2 separate regions of the Homo sapiens genome follow, and region 2 is linked to region 1. Evidence: read pairs that join two places in POLR2A ChIA-PET (ENCODE). Cell type or tissue: OCI-LY7. All regions are shown on one strand. Each heading gives the region's core, and the rest is flanking DNA. Links, peaks and the distances in the headings are about the cores only.

What was found. ChIA-PET counts read pairs that join two places held together with the same protein. Peaks named below come from ENCODE experiments on the same cell type or tissue, not always from the same donor. Only the 100,000 strongest peaks of a DNase experiment are listed, where the experiment ranks them.
Region 2: POLR2A ChIA-PET joins it to region 1 with 8 read pairs; 3 of 35 experiments call an interaction of 5 or more read pairs at or near these places.

Annotation. Positions count from the first base shown.
Region 1 is chr9:5,527,450-5,532,449 of GRCh38, forward strand. All of the region lies in intron 2 of PDCD1LG2 (programmed cell death 1 ligand 2), which reads left to right. The region is part of intron 1 of INCR1 (interferon stimulated noncoding RNA 1); the gene reads right to left. Among named protein-coding and RNA genes, the nearest start is that of PDCD1LG2, 19 kb to the left of the region's middle. RefSeq lists an enhancer at 4,120-4,169. In OCI-LY7, for the core only: no CTCF peak of the experiment used is centred there; a DNase peak (open chromatin) is centred at 2,632; H3K4me3 peaks cover 1,472 bases; H3K27ac peaks cover 1,211 bases.
Region 2 is chr9:5,603,290-5,613,834 of GRCh38, forward strand. All of the region lies in intron 1 of INCR1 (interferon stimulated noncoding RNA 1), which reads right to left. Among named protein-coding and RNA genes, the nearest start is that of RIC1, 21 kb to the right of the region's middle. RefSeq lists an enhancer at 5,735-5,784. In OCI-LY7, for the core only: CTCF peaks have their summits at 5,420 and 7,403; a DNase peak (open chromatin) is centred at 5,642; H3K4me3 peaks cover 1,239 bases; H3K27ac peaks cover 1,104 bases.

The DNA.
Region 1 (5,000 bases), core at 1-5,000:
GCATTTGAAATTCATTCATATTGTTGTGTGAATCAATAATTTATACCTGTTTGCTGTTGAGTATATTCTAGTGTATGTATACTATATTTTGTTTATAAATTCCCCAATTGGGGCACATTTGGGTATTTCCCATTTTGGGTGATTACAAATAAAGTTATTATAAATATTTGCATATAGGTTTTTTTGGGCAAACCTAGGTTTTCATTTCACTTGGATAAATACCTAGAAGTGGGATTGCTAGGTCACATGGTAAGTGTATGGTTTATTGTGAGAAACTGCCAAACCTTTCCATAGTGGCTGTACCATTTTTTCATTCCCACCAGCAAGTATATGAGAGTTCTAATTGTTCCTCATCCTTCCCAGCACTGGTATTCTTTTCTATTTTTTCTTTTTTTTTGAGACAGAGTTTCGCTCTGTCACCCAGGCTAAAGTGCAATGCCGTGATCTTGGCTTACTGCAACCTCCGCCTCCCGGGTTCAGGCTATTCTCCTGCCTCAGCCTCCCAAGTAGCTGGGATTACAGGCACCCACCACCATGCCCTTCTTTTGTTTTGTATTTTTAATAGAGACGGGGTTTTGCCATATTGACCAGGCTGGTCTTGAACTCCTGACCTCAGGTGATCCACCCACCTTGGCCTCCCAAAATGCTGGGATTACAGGCATGAGCCACCACGCCCTGCTCTTTTCTTAAGTCATTCTAATAGGTGTGTAGAAGTGGTTCTAACTTGCATTTTCCTAATGACTAATGATATTAAGTATACATATATTTATATATTATTTTATAATCTTATATATAATATACATATTTTATATATTATATATATATTTTATATATATATACACACACACACACATATTTTTTTCTTTTTTTGAGACAGGGTATCACTCTGTTGCCCAGATTGGAATACAGTGGTATAATCATAGCTCACTGCAGCCTCGATCTCTCAGGCTCAAGCGATTCTCCCACCTCAGACTCTGTAGTAACTGGGACTACAGGCCATGCCACCATGCCTGGCTAATTTTTTTTTTTTAATTTTGTAGACATGGGGTCTCCTTGTGTTTCCCAGGCCAGTCTCAAACTCCTGGACTCAAGCCATCTTCTCGCCTCAGCCTCCCAAAATGCTGGGATTACAGGCATAAGCCACTGCACCTGGCCTTAGTTAAGTTTTTATGTACTTATTGTATATCTTCATTGGTGACATTCAAATCATTTCATCCTTTGTAATTGTATACTAAGGAATTAAACGATTGTTTAATTATTGTTTATTTTCTTATTGTAAGGTTTTAAAAATTCTCTATTTTTTTGAGACGCAGTCTCCATCAGTCGCCCAGGCTGGAGTTCACTGTCGTGGCTCACTACAGCCTCTGCCTCCCAAGTTTAAGCGATTCTCCAGCCTCAGCCTCTTGACTGGCTGGAATTACAGGCATGTACCACCATGCTTGGCTTATGTTTGTATTTTCAGTAGAGTCGGGGTTTCACTATGTTGGCCAGGCTGTCTCAAGCTTCTGACCTCAAGTGGCCCACCCACCTTGGCCTCCCAAAGTGCTGGGATTACAGGTGTGAGCCACTGCCACGACCTTAAGAGTTCTTTATTCTAGATACAAGTTCTTTATCAGATATTGATTTTCAAATATTCTTTTGAAGTCTGTAGCTTGTCTTTTCATTTTCTTAACTGTGTCTTTTGCAGAGCAAAGATTTTAATTTTGATGAAGTTTGATTTATCAATGTTTTCTTTTATGGATCATGCTTTTGGTATCATATCCAAAAACTCTTTACATAACCCAAGATGTAAAAGATTGTCTTCTATATTTTCTTCTACACATTTTGTAGTTGTATATTCTATATGTAAGGTTTATAATCCATTTTAATTTTTATATAAGGTGTGATGTATAGGTTAAGCTCATTTTAGTTTTACATGTAGATGTTCAGTTGTTCCAGCCCCATTTGTTAAAAAACACCCATCCTTTCCCCATTCAATAGCCTTTGAATCTTCATCAAAATCAATTAGTCATATTTATGTGGGTCTATTTCTGGACTTTTTGTTCCATTAACTTATGTGTATATCCTTTTGCAAATATCACACTTATATTTGTTTTTTTTCTTACATTTTTATTTCAAAATCTAAGGACATCTTATAACCCAGAAATATTTTTTATACCTTGTCATGTCTTAGAGGAAAGAGCCACCCCAGTCTTTTTTCATTGATGTTTTTCTTCTCTCTTCGTACTCCAGAGGTAGATGAAAACCAGAGGGCCACAATGACCATGGTGATGCCTGAGGTCATTCTGGGGCACAGACCTCAGCCTAGGTTACTCCACTTCGCCTATCTTTAGATCCAAAACTACCCTGCTGACTGCTGAGATAAACAAAGGAGAATAATCAGGTTGGGGAAAGGATTTCTATGCGAAGACATGTCTCCATGCAGTCCTCCTACACTGAGCAGAGCATGAGTCAGGTGCTTAGAGCAGGATTTTGTCCTAAACCAGGAACTTCAGAGTTTTCTGAAGAATGTGGCTATGTAAAGCACCCCCCCACCCCACCCTTACTTCTCAAGTACATTACGTGGCAAGTCTGAAAAAACTTACACTTCTGTTGTTAAATGTGGGGGATAAAATATAAACTTAGTTTCAAGAGGAAGCTATCTTGGGAGGTAATGCAAATAATTCGTTGTGTGTTTCCTGAATAAGTGACAGGTGCTGACTACCATTGATGCTTCATTGCAATAAAATGCAAAGCTCCCCCAAGAATTTTTGAAATGCATCAAGCTAGGTGTTCTAATCTAGCAAAAGGACCTGCATACATGAATTTTTCATGCTTTTGCCAAGTCTTTTGCCCTTTAGTTTAGTTAAGGGCCCCACATGAATGGAAAGCCTGTGTTGTCAGCTTAATTTTGTAGTTGTGGAAACCTTCCAGTTTTCTCCTTTGTCTAATACCTTCAGGAGTTCAATCCTAGGTTGAAGCTTAATTTAATAACCATGTGGCATGTAAAGTAGAAAACAAAACATCTTTTCCTTAGCATACAGCAAAAAAAAAAAAAAAACTCACTCATGGATGTAGTGTACACATGCCAGTGGATATATAGTCATAACTGCAGTCATTGGTAGCACAGAAATAAATGTGCATTGAAGACACAGAGATGAATTTGAATTCCGGTTCCATGAGCTACCATTCTTTGACCTTGGGCAAGTTGCATCACTTCTTTGAGCCTCAGTTTCCCCATCTGTAAAATGTGGATAGCAACATCTACCTCGCAGAGTTGCTGGGAGGATCAGATGAAATGATGGGCTAGCCCAGTGTCTGACTTACTGTGTTTAAGAAATATCAACTATTACGCTACTTCCCAGTGACAGTCCAAATGCAGACCAGTGTTATAACTCTACTTCTCAAACATTAATGTGCATGCAAATCACCGTGACCTTCTTAAAATGCAGATCCTGATTCCCTAGGTCTGGGGAAGGCTTGAAATTCTACATTTCTACCTAGCTTCCAGGTGAAGTTGAGGACAACACTTTGAAGGCAAGGTGGTAAAAGACGCTTGCACGTGCAAATGTTACTTTGTGTAACTAATGGTTCGCAATACTGTCTGCACTTTAGAAGCTCCCAGGAAAAGAAAATCTTTAATGATGCTGACCTCATCTCCAAAATAATGTAATTTTAACAGATCCAAAGTAGTGCCTGGGCATTAGTGTGTTTTAAAAGCCTCCCAGGTGATTCCAATGTTAGCCAAGATTGAGGCCCTCTGCTTAGTGAATCTAATTTGCAGCTGGGCTTGAGAAAAAACCTCTTCATAGAATTGTTTGCATCAGTGTCTTGATTGCCTCTGTAACTTACAATAAGCAAGAATGTTTCAGGATTTCAAAAATCTATTGCATTGCCTAAACCTCTTATTTTGTATGGAGTAATCAAGCTCAAAGTTTGCATGTCTTAGAAACTTTACTTGGGGCAAAATTAGACCAAGTAACAATTAATCTTCTAGGTATTCTGAGCTATTCAGACATATGATTCATGTTTGCTAATTGCTCTTTTCTCTTGTAAATATTAGCTGAAAAATGTCACCTGTCTGACAAGTAGCATATTTTATGCCTATCACTCCTGGCACGCATTCTTACAAGGCAGACAGGAAAAATAGGAAGAAAATGGACTTTTATCAAAGGCCCAGGCAGTAAAGAGGGGAGTTCTGCTGTAAGCTAAGGGGAGTTCCAGAGGAAGTTATAGGCGTTCCCTTTCTTATGACAAGAAAGCATAGTGCAGTAAATAAATTTGCTAAATAGATTCAACAGTCTCTACCCAAAGTCATCTATTTAATTCTTGTTGTTATGCAGACTCAGCAACTAACCTTCCTTGTAAGCCCCATTTTCTTCCCTGTTTCCTGTTTATCAAATGTAATTAAACAAGAGAAGTATTATAGAAGAGTAAAAGTAGTAGGTAATTCTTGAACTTGGCATATGATTACTACATATTTGATGAATAGTTGAATATTATTCTTCAAGGACAGATTGGATTTGGTATCAGGTGGCTCTGCATTAAGTTATAAGGGACTTAATAACTCAAGTATTTAAGGACGGCTTCCATCATAAAGGGATCTGCCCTTAAGAGGGTCCCATTATGGAGATTCTGAGGTGAGAGCTATTCCAAGTGTGCAGTGGATTAAAATAAAAGAATCATACAGGAAATCTCTTTTTACATGCCTTATTCCAGGGTCTTTGCAACCTGGCACAGCAAGTGCAGATATGATTAGCATTGTTTTACACATGTACACTCACCTTATAGCCCTGCCCCTGTGCCCCTCCTGCACAAAAGAATGCTGGGCACACGTGAACTCCTCTCTGTAGAAAGGCACATTAATGTTCTAGCCATGGTTAAAACAGGGATAGAGGCAAGCCAAAAATGTCGGTCATTTGAAATAAATCTCAAGTTTGTGCATATCACTATCAAGTGTGCTGTGTGGCAATTAAGAATGCCAATTTGTGTGATCACAGGCAAGTTGCAGTTTGATGAAA
Region 2 (10,545 bases), core at 2,957-7,956, 79 kb after region 1:
GTCTTTTGCTAGCAGATGAATGTGAATTCATTGCAGTGGATTTTTTATTCAGATACAGAATATTCGGTGCAATTTTTCTAAGTCACTATAGTCAATTTTCAGATAACAAAAAGTCCAATAACTTCTAAAATAGAAGAGAGAAAAATGGAAAAAGAAAACAAACTTACAAACAAAAGCCCAACCCCAATCAACTGAGTAGAGAGCAATAAAGGAAAAGGGGGAAAGCCAAATAAAAGTTGGACAAATAAAAATTAAAAGTGTGGTGGTAGAAAATGTCTAGATATATTAATAATTATAATAAATATAAATCTAAACTTTATAGTAAAAGACAGATTGGGGAACAAACAAACAAAAAACCTCTAACTACATGCTCTTTCAAAAGAAAAACCTAAAACTTAAGACACAAAATGGTTGAAAGATGTAGCAGGAAAACAGTAACCAAAAAAACAGAAGTGTATATTAAAAATCACACAAAATAGACTGATGAAAATAGGTATCGTTAGAGTTAGAGAGGGACCACTACTTGATTTTTATAAACGTTCCAATTGTCAGTGATATAATAACTTCAAAGTTTTACACCTAGAAAAATTGTTTCAAATATATAAAGCAAATATTTACTGAACTACAAAGAGAAATTGCCAATGAGAGCTTTCAATATATCTCTCTCAATTACCAACAGACCACCCAAAGCAAAGATATTAAAAATATGGAAGATCTGAACAACACAATTAATAACAATCAAATAGATAAAAATTCTGCATCCAACAGTTGGCAAATGCACTTATTTTTCTTAAATATCATAGTGCAATTACAAAAATTGTCCATTTATTAGACCATATGGCAAGTCTCACAAAATTATAACACAGTCCTCATTCTCTGTGCGCAAAGTAATTAAGTTAGAGGCAATAACAAAAGATAAATCTATAAAAGTTCTTATATATTGAAAAATGTGGAAACACACTTGTAGGTAATTCATGTGTCAAAGAAAAAATTATGGAAGAAATGTAAAAATCCTAAAAGCCGAATGATAATGAAAATATCACCTACCATGTTCTGTAAAACAGTCAAAGTCATTCTCTAAGGACAATTTATTAATTTGAAAGCTTGTTTCAGACAAGAAGAAAGGTTAAAAATTAATGAGCTTTGTGTTCAACTCAAGAAATTAGGAGGAAAAATAGAAAAACAATCAAAGTAGGAGGAAATAGATAACAGAGATAAAAACAGAGGTTCAGAAAAAAGTAAACAAAGCTACAAAAAAAGAATCCACAAAATTAAAAGTTTTATTTTATAAACAGAACAATCTCTGCTGAGATTGAGCGAGGAAAAAAAAAGAAGGCACAAATAAGCAATATTAGAATAAAAAGGGACCTAATCACAGACAAGGCAAAGATTTTTTTAGATGAGCTACTCTGAATCAATTTAGGCCACATATTCAAAAACTTAGGTGAAATGGGCAAATTCCTAGAAAACTATAATTTACCAAAACTTACTCAAAAACAGAGAACCTGAATTGTTTTGTATCTACCAAAGAAATGCAATCAATATTTTTAAATCTTCCCACAAAGAAAATATTTAGTTCAGATATGTTTACAAATTACTTACACCTAGGTTTCAAGAACGAGATCATTCCAATCTTTAAAAATGTCCTATAAAACAGAAAAAGAGGGACTATGACACAATTCACTCAATGATATTAACGTAACCTTGATAGCAAAACCAAAGAAGGACAGGACAATAAAGAAACCTTTTGAACCAATCTCACTCATAAACATAGCTACAAATTCAAATTAAATACTAATGAAACAAGCTTAGGAGTTTATTTCAAATAGATAATACATCATAAACAAGTTGAGTTTAACCAGAAATGCAAGCGCAGTTAAACATTAGGAAATAAAAAATATGGCTAGGCATGGTGGCTCACACCTGTAGCCCCAGTGCCTTGAGAGGCCAAGGTGGGTGAATTACTTGAGCCCAAGAGTTAGAGACCAACCGGGGCAACATGGTAAAACCCCGTCTCTACCAAAAAAAATACAAAAATTAGCCAGGCTTGGTAGCACATGCCTGTAGTCCCAGCTACTTGGGAGGCTGAGGTGAGAGAATCACTTGAGCCTGGAAGTGAAGGTTACAGTGAGCCAAGATGGCACCACTGCCCTCCAGCCTGGGCAACAGAGCAAGACCCTGTCTCAAAATAATAATAATAATAATAATAAAGAAAAGAAAATATAAAAATATAATTCATTGGCCAGGCACAGTGGCTCATGCCTGAAATCCCAGCACTTTGGGAGGCCAAGGCAGGTAAATCACCTGAGGTCAGGAGTTTGAGACCAGCCTGACCAACATGGTGAAACCCTTTCTCTGCTAAAAATACAAAAATTAGCCAGGTGTGGTGGCACACACCTGTAATCCCAGCTACTCGGGAGGCTGAGGCACGAGAATCGCTTGAATCCAGGAGGCAGAGTTTGCAGCGAGCTGAGATCGCACCATTGCACTCCAGCCTAGGCAGCAAGAGTGAAACACCATCTCAAAAACCAAACAAACAAACAAACAAACAAAAATATATATATATATGTAAAATTTACCGCATTAACAGACTACAGGGGAAAAATATGATAATCTCAAAAGATGCAGCAGATAATGAGCAGACTTATTAAAATCAGGAACAAGACTTAGAAGTCCTATTTACTTCTACTCAACATTATAGTGGATTTTCTAAGTGCATTAAGACAAGAAAAAGCAGCAACAAGTACAAAGATTGGGAACAGCAATAAAAGGTAGGAGTATTGGAATATACTTCATTCATAAGGATATAATTCTCTAAACAGAAAGTCCCACAAAATCTACAGGCAAATTCTTGGTAATAATAACAGAGCTGGCCAGGTGTGTGGCTCACGCCTGTAATCCCAGCACTTTGGGAGGTCGAGGAGGGCAGATCACCTGAAGTCAGGAGTTCCAGACCAACCTGATCAACATGGAGAAACCCCATCTCTACTAAAAATACAAAATTAGCCAGGCGTGGCAGCACTCGCCTGTAATTCTAGCTACTCAGGAGGCTGAGACAGAAGAATCGCTTGAACCCGGGAGGCAGGGGTTGCGGTGAGCCAAGATCATGCCATTGCACTTCCAGCCTGAGCAACAAGAGCAAAACTCTGTCTCAAAAATAAATAATAATTTAACAATAACAGAGCTAACCAACATGGCTGAATAGAAGACCAATACGCACAACCAAATATATTTCTAAGCATTGGCAACAAACAGAAAATTTAAAAAGTATAAAAGCAGTTTACCATATGATATGGTTTGGCTATGTCCCCACCCAAATCTCATCTTGAACTGTAACTCCCATCATTTCCACATGTCTTGGGAGGGACTCGGTGGGAGGTAATTGAATCACGGGGTTGGGTCTTTTCTGTGCTGTTCTTATGAGAGTAAATATCACGAGATCTGATGGTTTTATAAGGGGGAATTCCTCTACACAAGCTTTCCTTACCTGCTGCCATGTAAGACATGACTTTGCTCCTCCTTTGCCTTCTGCCATGATTGTGAGGCCTCCCGAGCCACGTGGAACTGTGAGTCTATGAAACCTCTTGTTCTTTATCAATTACCCAGTCTCTGGTATGTCTTTATTAGCAGCATAAAAGACTAATACACCATAACAACAAAAAAGTATAAATTACATCTAATGAAGTTATAGGAGACCTATATGGAATAAATTCTAAAACTCTATTTGATAAACATCAGAGAAGATCTACTATAGAAATAAATAAAAGACGACATTCAAAACGAAGACTTTCTATTGTGAAGTTACCAGTTTTTCCCAATTTGACCTACAGATTCAGTGTAATTTGATGCCAAATCACACTTTTTTTCCCAAGAAACTAAGAAGCTGATTCTAAAATTCCTATGGATGAACAAAGGTCAAAAATATAACAAAGACTCTTTTGGAGAAGAACAAGGTAGGAGGTATGCTTTATCCTGTTTGAGGACTTTGATTACAAAGTTAATTAAGAGAGTGGTATTAACGCTGCAATACACAAATGGGTTAATGGTATAGTAGAGACTTGGGAAACAGAGCCACACATATTTGGACATCATATATAACAGAGGTGGTATTGTATATAATCAAGAAAGGGAGAATTAGTCAATAAGTGGTGCTGGGAGAATATGGGGAAAAATGAAACTGGATTCCTACCCAACATGATACGTAAGTCAATTCTAGATGCATGCAAGACTTGGATGTGAAAGCTGATATTTTAAACATCTATAGGATAATATCTTTAGTTTCCTGGGGTAAAGAAAACACATACAAAACAAAAACAGGCTTGTCTGAAACTGAGAACACAAAACACCCCAAAAAACTTATCTAAAACTGAAGAGATTAACAAATTTGACTTTCTATTTTTCAAAATACTCCAAACAAGAATTTGTAGACAAGCGACAAGCCAGTAGTAGATATTTGCTATATATAACTAGTGGTACGCCCATACATGTTTTAAAAACCTAGCTTTGCAGAGATGAAAAAAGCCATGATTTGTTGGGTTTGATTCTTTTCAAGGTGGAAAAGTTTATTTCAAGCCACCAACATGATGTTGCTAAACATGAAGTTAGGAAGACATACACAAAATCTCTCAGACGAGTCTACACAAGCCAGCTCCAGTACACCACTGCATATAACACTAAAGGATTTGTTTCCAGAATGCATGAAGAACTCTTTCTATTTATCAATAATTAAATGACAAACAATGCCACAAAAAAGGGAGGCATGAATAGTCATTTTGCAAAAGAGGAAATATGAATGAAGAAAAAATACATGAAAAGATTCTCTACTTCACAGTGATCATATAAATGTAAATTAAGATTATAATGAGTAAACATATTATACTCTCCTGATGAACTAAAGTTAAGTATTACTGCTGGGTGCAGTGGTGGATGTCTGTAGTCCCAGTTACTTAGGAGGCTGAAGTAGGAGAATCACTTGAGCCCAGGAGTTTGACTCTAACCTGAGCAACATAGTGAGACCCTGTCTCTAAAAAACATTTAAAAAGAAATATTACTATATTAATTTTTCCCAAAGACAGATCAACGGGAACTCTTAAACAATGCTGGTGTGAACATAAATTGGCACAACCACCCTGGAATAGGATTTGGCATTATCTTACAAAGTTAAGTACTGTACATTCTACAATCCAGCAATATGTAAGCTCAGGTATATATTGTAGAGGAATGCTTGCACAAGTGCACCAGAAAATATGAACATGAATATGCACAGTAGCACTTTTTGTTAAAAACATAACAACCCAAATGTAATCAGTCAAGGTTTGTTCATAGAAGTAGAACTACTAAGATAAATTGACAAAACGGATTTAGAGACTTGACTGTATGCAATTGTGGAAGCTGGTTATACTCTCTAGGGGAGGCTGTTGTTTCTGTGTCTAGTGCTGGAGCTGAAGTTCACAGGACCAGTGGTCAGGAGGTAGAGAGCAGGAAGCGAGGACAAACTGGAATCCATGAGGATGGACTGGAATCTGCATTGGTCTCTCACCACCTCCAAACCTCTGGTGGAGGAGGAGTTAAACACACCTCTGACCCAAGAGTTAGAGAAGCTGAAGCATAAGATCCACAGGAGCTGGAGGAGCTATGGACCCTGCACCTACCTCCTGAGTGTTAGGAAATACAGCTAATTTCTTCACTTTCACTTTCCACATCAGGCAGAAAATGTCTCTCCAGGTTCATCTAGTCTATTTTCATATGAGAAGTTTAAGAGGCCCAGAGAAGTGAAGTGACTTGTTACCTAGAAGCCTGTTTTTAAAAAAAAAAAAAGTCTTATGCATCTGAAACTCTTCGTAAGAGAGTGCACGTCAGTATTTTTGATCTAGGTACAGGCTGTCCGAGGGATATTCTTGACTCATGTTCTTTTGCCAGTTGCCTCTGATTATATCACATAAGAGGGCTTAGGCAGCTTTGCAATAATAGTTCTACTAATTATTCTCCAAAGGAAATTCCTCATTCCACTGCAAATAGATGTGATCTTAAGACTGATTTCCCCCAGAATCACTACAATATACTCTTATCTAAATTTGAGCACAGCATCTAAATATTCATTTTATTTAAATGTGAATTGCTGCATTCGAGCTAAGGCCGAGTTCTCCATACGAGATCCAAATTTGGTACCAATTTGGTAACCATAATCCATGGTTACTCTGTGACTACTAATCTGGGGGAAAAAGAAAACACTCTTTGGCAGAAGAGGATAAGTACATTCCTAATTTTCATTTCCAGATTCTTAGCCACTCATCCAGGATGAATGTTAAAACCATTATCAAAACATAGCCTTAGAAATAAAATTGTTAGGGAGATAATAATAACTCTTTGTCAATGAATTTATTTTGAGCAATAATAATACAACAAAGTTCCAGTACTGCGAAAAAGTTTGGCTAATCTCAAGAACATTATAGCATATGCAACTTGAAGTAATTTCTTTATCTAAAAATATTGGGCCAAAAGAAACTAATTAGAGTTTAATGTAATTTTATATTAAGTGTCTTGCTGTGGTTTTAAGATTTTCAGTAATATACTTTATTTTAAATCATCTCAGTGATTTAAAAGAGTAACACTTTTAAATGATAAAAAAATTTTAATCATTTATCATTTTAAATGATAAAAATAAATTTTGAGTGGGAAACCCTTTTCATAAAGAAAAAAGAAAAAAAGAAATTTTTATCATTTTTAGTTTCACAAAATAACAAATTGGAAGGTAATAATGTAAATTTGTAAGCTTTTCGCTGCAAAAAACTGTCATAAAAATCTTTAGATGGTGTGTTTCATTACTGACTTTAAAATAAAATTTAATATAAAAATATAATTCATAGCTAACTTTTTCTGAAATGTGTTTCTTTTTTTACAAAGTGAGATGTATCAGTACTTCTTTCGTTTCTATGCAATAATATTGTCACTCTCCCTTTTCTTTTTTATTAACTGATTTGGACTCTATTTCTAAGATAGCGTATAACAAAATGCCCCCAAAACCCACAACTCACAATTTTATGGATACTCTACCTATTGGGATATATTCCAATATGGTTATCATGTAGAAACCTCAAAAGAGAAAGGCTAACTTCCTCCTGTAAAGGAGTGATCATTACCACCACCAATCAATTGAACAAAGCCACTTCCACACAGTCAATAAGCTGCTTTGACTTTTTCTTGTTCTCACTTTTCTGGGTCTAGACTTGGGGAGTTAAAGTGTTAAGGTCTATGTACTTTGGCCATGGGTAACTGCCACAAATTGGGTTCTCAGTGAAGCACAGTCTGGACAGAGATTGGGGTGAAGGAATTTTATTAGGGAGTGTTCTTGGGATCAAACCAGTCCACTGCCTGGTCTTAGGACAATAGTAAAGAGGGGAATAGCGCCCTCCCCCACAGGCCAAGGGAAGACAAAATTAGCAGGATGTAAGATCTAGCTATTCTTCCCCATGTGGAGATTCTCCTTCCAGTGAACTTTGGAGAACCGTTTATTTTTATTAAGAAAGGCAACATTTTTTGACATGTACAAAGCACTTTCCTATATTTTTATTTTTTAATTTTTGATTTCCATAGGTTTTTGGGGAACAGGTGGTGTCTGGTTACATGAGTAAGTTCTTTAGTGGTGATTTGTGAGACTTTGGTGCATCCATCTCCTGAGCAGTATACGCTGAACCCAATTTGTAGTCTTTTATCTCTCACCCCCTTCCCACTCTTCCTCTGAGTCCCCAAAGTCCATTGTGTCATTCTTACGCCTTTGCATCCCCATAGCTTATCTCCCACTTATGAGTGAGAACATATGATGTTTGGTTTTCCAAGGGAAGGCAATATTTTTATTAGGGGTCTATAAATATTAGTGGCTGTTTTTTAAAATTTGGTATTTCAACTGTAGTCTTCATGATCAGTGATTTAGAAAAATACCATATTGTACTGAAATAAATTTGCTATATATTTATTTCAGATTCTATATTAAAAATTGAAAAATTAGTGTTTTCTGCTGTTTGGAAAATACAGTAAATTTTCTTCTCTAAGTTTTCTTTTGCTAGAGTTTTTATGTGATGTCACGGGCCTCTCCATGCCCTTTGCATTCTCTTCCAAAAATCTGTTCTTGCTGTCAGTTAAGTGGAAATGGTTAGCAACGAAGCAAAATCAAAGTGGACCCACCCAGCTTTTATATCCTGCATGGCTGAGCTTTAATGAAAGTTTGAGTTTTTCCAAAAGTCTGGTCTCTACTGACTGGGAATGAAAAACATTTGGAAAAAAATGCCTTGAGCATGTGAACCATGTAATTTCATTTGAACTAAGGAATTCCAAAAATACTTTGCTTATTGGAAGGGCAGTTATATTGCTGCATTAGAACTTGATATTGAGAAGGATAAGTACTAGTTCTTTTCTCCCTTTTTCTCATAAACATTAAAAAACTTAGACTGAGTGGCTGGGTAGGAAAATAGTGTAAAGAGGCTAAGTTGGACCACCAGGTGGGCTTGCTCTAGAACCTATTCCTTCCTTAGGAGATCCATCTACTCTTCCGGGTTCCATAGAGCCCCACGCAGCTTGAAGCAACCCACTCTGCACTGATGACAATGCAGGGCTTCATCTGGCCATATCTTGATGACTACTTGAACTGAGGCCCAGTCCTTTAGTCAGTTCTGCTCACCGACACCAGTGTAAATGCTATGCCAGTAGCAAAACTGGAATTGCTGGGTCCCTGCTGGGCAATCTGGCCAGAGAACAAAGTAGGTCCTGTTCAGTTTTATGTCTCCATGAGGGGATCAGGTGTTAATATTATTAACTAGCATTTTTGGGAATATGTACTATGTGCTAGTCACAATACTGGATACTTTTACATGGATTACATTATTCAATCTCCGTAACAATCCTCTATGGAATTTTGAAGCTTAGAAAGGTTAAGAAATCAGGTTTTGAAACCAATCAGTCTGACTCCAAAGCCTTTGATCTTCTTTCCTATTTTGTAATCCCTGGCTTTTAATCATGGGTCTTAGTGTACTAGATTGGGATCACAGATAGCAGTGTGGCAGATACAGTTGGTGCCCTGCCCATGTCTCCTGAGCCTTACCAAGTGCCAGCAGCTGGACCATCTTGCTTAATGGCCTTCTCTGGTGGCTGGAGCTCCATATGTGAGCATAGGTTTGAGGAGATGTAATGCCTTAAGTGCAGCCTTTAACTAATGATTGATAGGAGTTGGGGTATGAATACTTCAGCTCCTTTGCTACTCTGGTAGAGTAACTCAGAGGCATGAATTTTACACTGGTACCCAAAATTCTCCAGAGGGATTAAGTCCATTACCCACAGTACTAACCCACTTGAAAACATGCCCTTTTTATTGATTGCCTTCCCTCTTTGTCTCACTTCCCTTGCCCATATTTCCTGAGATCACTACCCAAGTAAGCTACTTGTGTACATATTAATGCCTTAGGATCTGGCTTCTGGGGGAACCAAAACTAAGACAAAGAGCAAAGAAACGGTGGACCTATGAAGAAGGAGGACCCAGTTGGAGTGGATGGGGCAATGCTGGAAGGAAAGCATGGGGTTGCAGTCTCTAGGAAGAAGCCTCTGATGATGGTTTCCTGTTCTTGAAGCTGACAGTGTCATTGTGAGACAGGAGACAAAGGTTTTGGGGGATTATTGAATATTGACACACTGGATGGTTCTTTGATTGCTTGATTGAATGGAATTTCTTTCAGAAGTTCTCTCTTGGTCTGTTCTTTTCAAATGTATTCTATATTTACCCAAGTTTAATAAGAAGAGATTCCAGAAAATGCAACCATTAATAACTGGAATAATGAAAGAAAATGCTAACACGTTAAAAACAGAACATTGAGTAAATGGTCATAAGTAAATGAAAGACAAATGTATATATATAATTTTGGAGGATGTATAATTTACTCATATGGCCTGAATGTGGTAATACTATGTATCATATTTCATGCAAACATAAACTGAATGAGGCTTTTTTTTTTTTTAAGACAAAGTCTCCCTCTGTCACTTAGGCTGGAGTGCAGTGGGGTGATCTCGGCTCACTGCAACCTCCGTCTCCCAGGTTCAAGCAATTCTCCTGCCTCAGCCTCCCAGGTAGCTGGGACTACAGGCGCGCACCACCATGCCTGGCTATTTTTTGTATTTTTAGTAGAGACGGGGTTTCACCATATTGGCCAGGCTGGTCTCAAACTCTTGACCTCGTGATCCACCCACCTCGACCTCCCAAAATGCTGAGATTACAGGCATGAGCCACTGCGCCCGGTCAATGAGGCTCTTTTATACCACTTTTACTACACTTATAGGATCATTTCTCAACTTGTGACTCTATCATCTTTACTGATTAACTGGACATCCAGTGGTGCCCAAATTTTCAGGGAATAACATGGGCATGGGCAAAATCTTGCCTTGTTAAGGTTAATGGTATTGTAAATTGTTAACTATTGCATTTAGGTCGGGCATGGTGGCTCACCCCTGTAATCCCAGCACTTTTGAGTGGCCGAGGCAGGCAGATCACTTGAGGCCAGGAGC